Regions from separate parts of the Mus musculus genome. Here region 2 is linked to region 1. A link is a loop called in an ENCODE intact Hi-C map of the cell type or tissue named here. Cell type or tissue: heart. All regions are shown on one strand.

Region 1 (2,500 bases):
TCACAGACTCTTGGCCATCCAGGCAGTGCCAAGAGTCCAGAGCAGAGAATAGAGTGGGGGCAGGTAGGCTGGGAACATTGTCTAGCTCGGGGCTGGGGGACAAAGGGAATTCCAGCTTGTCTCAAAGGTAATTGTCCTTATCTTGGTGGATGCAGGCTTGGTGGTAGTTGTTTCAGAGAGCTCAGAAAGGGTTTCTAGAGGAGATTAGACTGCATCTCTGAAGACCTTCTTCATGGCTCTCCATGGCATATCTTGATGAAAAGAGACAGCCCATTGCTCTAAACAATTTATTGTCATGGTGGAAAATGGATTCGTAAAAGCATACCCTCCTCTCTCTCTTCTCAGGTTGGGCCTGAGATTAAATACATTTTGCAGGGAGGAATGGCTGGAAAGGGAAACTTATTGGCTAAGCCCTCTGGGTCTCTAGGTACCTCATTAGCATGGAGAACTCTGTTTTGGGACTACATGACCACAGGTCACATCTCTTTTATGTGAGAAGTATGGCACATGTTCCAAGTCAGGAGTCTGGCCAAGAGCTAGGGGAGTCACATAAGCCTTAGGTGACTCTACCTTACTGAAATGGTTTTATTTCTCACAGTTGTAGTCATGGGGGAGTGCAGCTCCAGTAGAATATGTTTCTTGATATTGAGAAGTGACATTTATGGATGGAGATTGGCTGAAGGGGGGTCTACAAGAGAAAGCAAAGCAAGATATACTAGCAGAATCTGTTTAGTCACCTGAGAATGGGGACAGAGATGGAAGAGAGAGCAGCACCTGCTACAGAGCTGGGACTACAAGCCTGAAGGTTGGATTTAAATGAGGAGGGGAAATGATAACTGAGGATCCTCAAGCTGCTATCCTGGCTGACCTGGCTGGATCCCTAGGCATGCCTTTGGGGGGCTGACAGCCAAAGACTTCATGCCACAGTCTTGTCCATTTATAAAATACCAATACCTAATTACTCCATCAGAATATTATGAAGGGTAAGTACTTAAAATAATGTTTTAAAATATTATAAACTTTTCAGTAATGTGAATCCAAACAACAAAATGAAAGGAAAAAGGTTGCTCCAGTAGGCCTTGGAAGAAGAGAGCCTTGGCACTGAGCTGCAAGCCAATTTCCGGAAGTAATTGTAATTTGGCTTGGGATTGAAAAGCCTCTGCCTTCAAATATGATATGAAAATGAAATGAATGCTCAACCTCTGAATGACATTTTCATGTTTTTTGATTTTACTAAGAAGCAACTTGGTCCTTTGAGTGAGGGTCATAGTCCAATGTGGCCACCAGATGGCAGCAGAATTCTTCCCATGCTACTTTTGACATCCCAATGATTGCTAATTAAAGTCCAGGGAGCAGATCTTTGAAGCACCTGAGCTGCACTTGTCCTATGGTGGTATCTCCTTCGGGACATAGTGCTTGCTTCTTCTGCTCACCTTCCCTGAAGGTTGAAACCAGCCATTGTGAAAGCCATTAGCCTAGGCTCAAATAGATGATTAAAGAGCCTTGGCATCAAATTGTATCAAAATCCTGAGTTCATCACCTGGGAGATGGGAATCCTATTAATGACGACATTTGGAGGTTGGGGATATATGCTAAACAATCAGTGTTATCTCCTCATCTGTCTCTGGTAGAAATGTCAGCAATCTGTGGCAGTTTGAATGAGAGTGGCCTCCATAGGCTCATAAATTTAAACATATGGCTGACAGATGGTGTAACTTTGAGGGAAGTACTAGAAGGGGTGGCCTCGTTGGAAGAGGTGTGTTGTATGAGGTAGGTTTTGAAGTTTCAAATGGTCCTAGCCATCCCCAGTGCCCTGTCTGTCTCCTGCTTGTGGATAAAGATGTGAGGCACCCAGGTGTTGCTCAGCCTTCTCTCTGCCATCATGGACTCTGACCTTCTGGAACTGTAAACCAGTTAAACTCTTTCTTTATAGTTATCCCTGATGGTGGTGTCTTATCACAGCAATAGAAAACAAACTAGTAGAGTAGCAGACATGGTAAAGAAGATAAAATGGCTTCAATGGGCTGGTAGGAAAGGAAATGGGCTGTGATGAACAAGCTGACTTACACAACAGGAGGGAAGTTTGGAGTGGTTTCATGAGGGTGGTGTGCTGTGATTCAGAGCACAAAGAGATATAAGGTCTGGAGCTCTGTGGTGGCAGGCTCAAGCCTAACAGTCCTTAAGAATAGCCTCCATCAACCGAGATGGCTGGAGAAAGGAGTAGCATGCTGTCTTTTGAGTCTTTTTTTTTTTTTATTCTGATGCTATGGATTGAACCTAGGACCCCACACATGCTAAGCATACACTCTACCACTGAGCCACACTTCCTGCTTGTCCTACGAAGTTACCATGCTTCCAAGTCTTTGTTAGCGGTCTCTTACTTGTATTTCTCATGCTTTGGAAGTCAACCTGCCCAGGGCAAAAGGAAGTGGCAGTTGATGATATGGTGTTAATATAGCAGAGATATGCAGCAGAAGAGGTAGACACTCTATTGGGTTTG
Region 2 (2,500 bases), 150 kb after region 1:
AGCACTCTTACAAGATACTTTTAAAAAGCAACTGGGGAAGTGGAGGGGTAGGCCCCTTCGCTTGACCAGAGTGCTGCTTCTGTTCAGAGTGCATTTATTAAAGCATTATTTGGAGAGAAGAGGAGAGGACAAGGAGAGGAGGAGCAAGGTGACATCTTGAATGTTTTCTCCCTTCTAGGTCTCAATTTTATCTTCTATAAAAGAATTGCCAAGGTTCACTTAACACTTGCAGAGTTTTAACAGATTTCCACGGAATTTTTAAACCAGGTGCCTGTGTTGAGACGGATCTGGGAGCTTATTGTAAGAACAAAGATGATGTGAGAACTTTCTAGCACCCTCTTTGGGGTTTGTTTCCTACAGTCCATGCAATTCCTCTTGAGTCCCAGGTTATGTTTAGGAGATAAAACTACATTTCTTATTTCCCACTTAGAAAGAGAGGGTAACAGACAGTTTCACTAATACTCACAAGAACCAAAGTCTGATTAAAAGAAAAAAAAACTGCCTTTTGCTATTGAGGAAACTGAAGCTAGCTCTGAATTAACTTATATAACCTTCTACTAACCATTAAATACAACAGGACAGCACACCTCACCCAACTCCACCTTCACAGATGAATTAAGAACTCCAGTTACTAAAATGAGATTCCTTCCTCTGTAGCCAAAACAGAACTGCGTTTGGAAATCAGGATCAGAAGCTCAGTGATATTGGGTCAGATGTTTCTTAAGTGCCTCCCAGGACCTCCTGTTCCTCTCTTGGATCTCGCAACACCTAGAATAAATTATCTGACATTAGCAAGGAGATCTTTTCATTTGTGGTCTTTGAAAAGCATTAACGTACAGGAAAGAAAATTTCTCTTCTTGAGGACAAGCGTAATCTTATCAGGAGTGAGCAGGACAAGAACAGGAAAAGGGATGGGAAAGAGAGGGCTGGCTGCAGAAAGAGGCTCAGGGAGGCTCCTAATCAGAGCCTGGCAGCCAAGATCTATTGTGAACTGGAAACAAGGGTGGGGCACCACCACTTCTGAATCTGACACTGGGGAATGTACATCCCCAAAATAGCTTTCAGTGGAGGCAGTGCTGACTTGAGTCCTCAGGAGGCATGGACAGAGAATATTTACACAAAGCTCATTTTCCTAATGAGTGACCACCAGGGAGAAGCAAATAGCAACCAAGATGGTGAACATAAACCCTTCGATGTGAGCAGGAGAAAAGGAACCTTCAAGTAAACTAAATCCATCTCTTACCATCTCTTATGCTGCACCGGTATCCCCTGCAGTTGCAGTCGTTCTTTATGTAACTTATCAGAGCCAGTTCAACACACTTAGATCCTGAGAGAGCTCTCTGATCAAGCTTCATATACCCCAGGGATCTTCTGACCAGGTTGTGGCACAACCATCCCTGAGCAGCAACAGAATTAAAAGAAACCAAGACATGATTGCCTTTCAAAGTCTGCATAAATAAATCCTGTTTTCCCTCTTCTTGTGTGCCAAGTCTGATGCTGCATGTTGTCTATAGTGCATACATTTTGTAGGGAACTGTGGGCCACCTTCCTAATCATCTGTCCTCACATGCTTAGCACAAACAATGATGACAACAAAGATCACACCTATCTATCTGACCTATCTATAATCTGAGGGCAGAGCAAATATACTGAGACCAGGAAGGGAGGGAGATTCTCGAGTTATACCTTATACAAGAACATAAAAACACTTATTTCAGAAAGCTTATTTTGGTGTCAGATAACAAGATGGCTCAATGGTCAACAGCGTTCCCTGATCCTGCAGAAGACCTGAGTTCAGTTCCCAGCCCCCATGTCAGGTGGCAAATAACCAGCTCTGGGTGATGTGACATTCACGTCATCCTTCACAGTGCTGAACTCACACCCCATCCCCACTCACACATGAACACTCAAGCACATAATTTCAAATAAAATAAAATAAATCTTGAAAGCATTTGTATATTGAATGTCCTATTTAGTGTGGCATACTTGTCCTTGTGTACATGGTCATATTATGATGTCCCTAGAATCTTTACAGGACAGGTGCCTTCTTCGCCATTTTATTTCAAATTATTATCTTGACTACAGTTGTATGTCTCCCCAAAACGCTATTTTCCATTCTTAAGTCATCGATCTTTCCCCCAGCCCCTTTACTTTTGAACTCAAATGATAGAACAGATTGTCAGTCCAGAGAACTTAGCTCTTTGAGAACCCCAGACACATTGATTAAGAGATGGGTCTTTGGGAGCAATTAAAAGATAATATCAGTAGGACTGGACAATGTGACAAGCTAATGGTCCCCTGCTGCCAAAGAAAGTCTCAAGGAAACTGAGACATTATTTTCAAAGCCAGAGGCCATTTTACTGTCAAAGCACTGTCCTCTGACAACTTGGTTTCTATTATGCCCCTGTGACTAGAACGGTAAATTTAAAAGGAGGCAGGAGGAAGGGCTAAGTGCAGGTCTGAAGCTCACTAGCCAAAAAGTCAAAGCTCAGACTCGCCA

Evidence for each region. Hi-C counts contacts between places; a loop is a spot of excess contacts. Peaks named below come from ENCODE experiments on the same cell type or tissue, not always from the same donor. Only the 100,000 strongest peaks of a DNase experiment are listed, where the experiment ranks them.
Region 2: a loop joins it to region 1, with 6 times the contacts of the local background. A loop is called at or near these places in 17 of 42 quality-filtered maps.

What each region holds. Positions count from the first base shown.
Region 1 is chr9:33,245,932-33,248,431 of GRCm38, reverse strand. No RefSeq gene overlaps it. Among named protein-coding and RNA genes, the nearest start is that of Gm32171, 7.3 kb to the left of the region's middle. In heart, a CTCF peak has its summit at 1,286 (motif pointing right); no DNase peak of the experiment used is centred here.
Region 2 is chr9:33,099,852-33,102,351 of GRCm38, reverse strand. No RefSeq gene overlaps it. Among named protein-coding and RNA genes, the nearest start is that of Gm27166, 69 kb to the right of the region's middle. In heart, no CTCF peak of the experiment used is centred here; a DNase peak (open chromatin) is centred at 981; H3K27ac peaks cover 23 bases.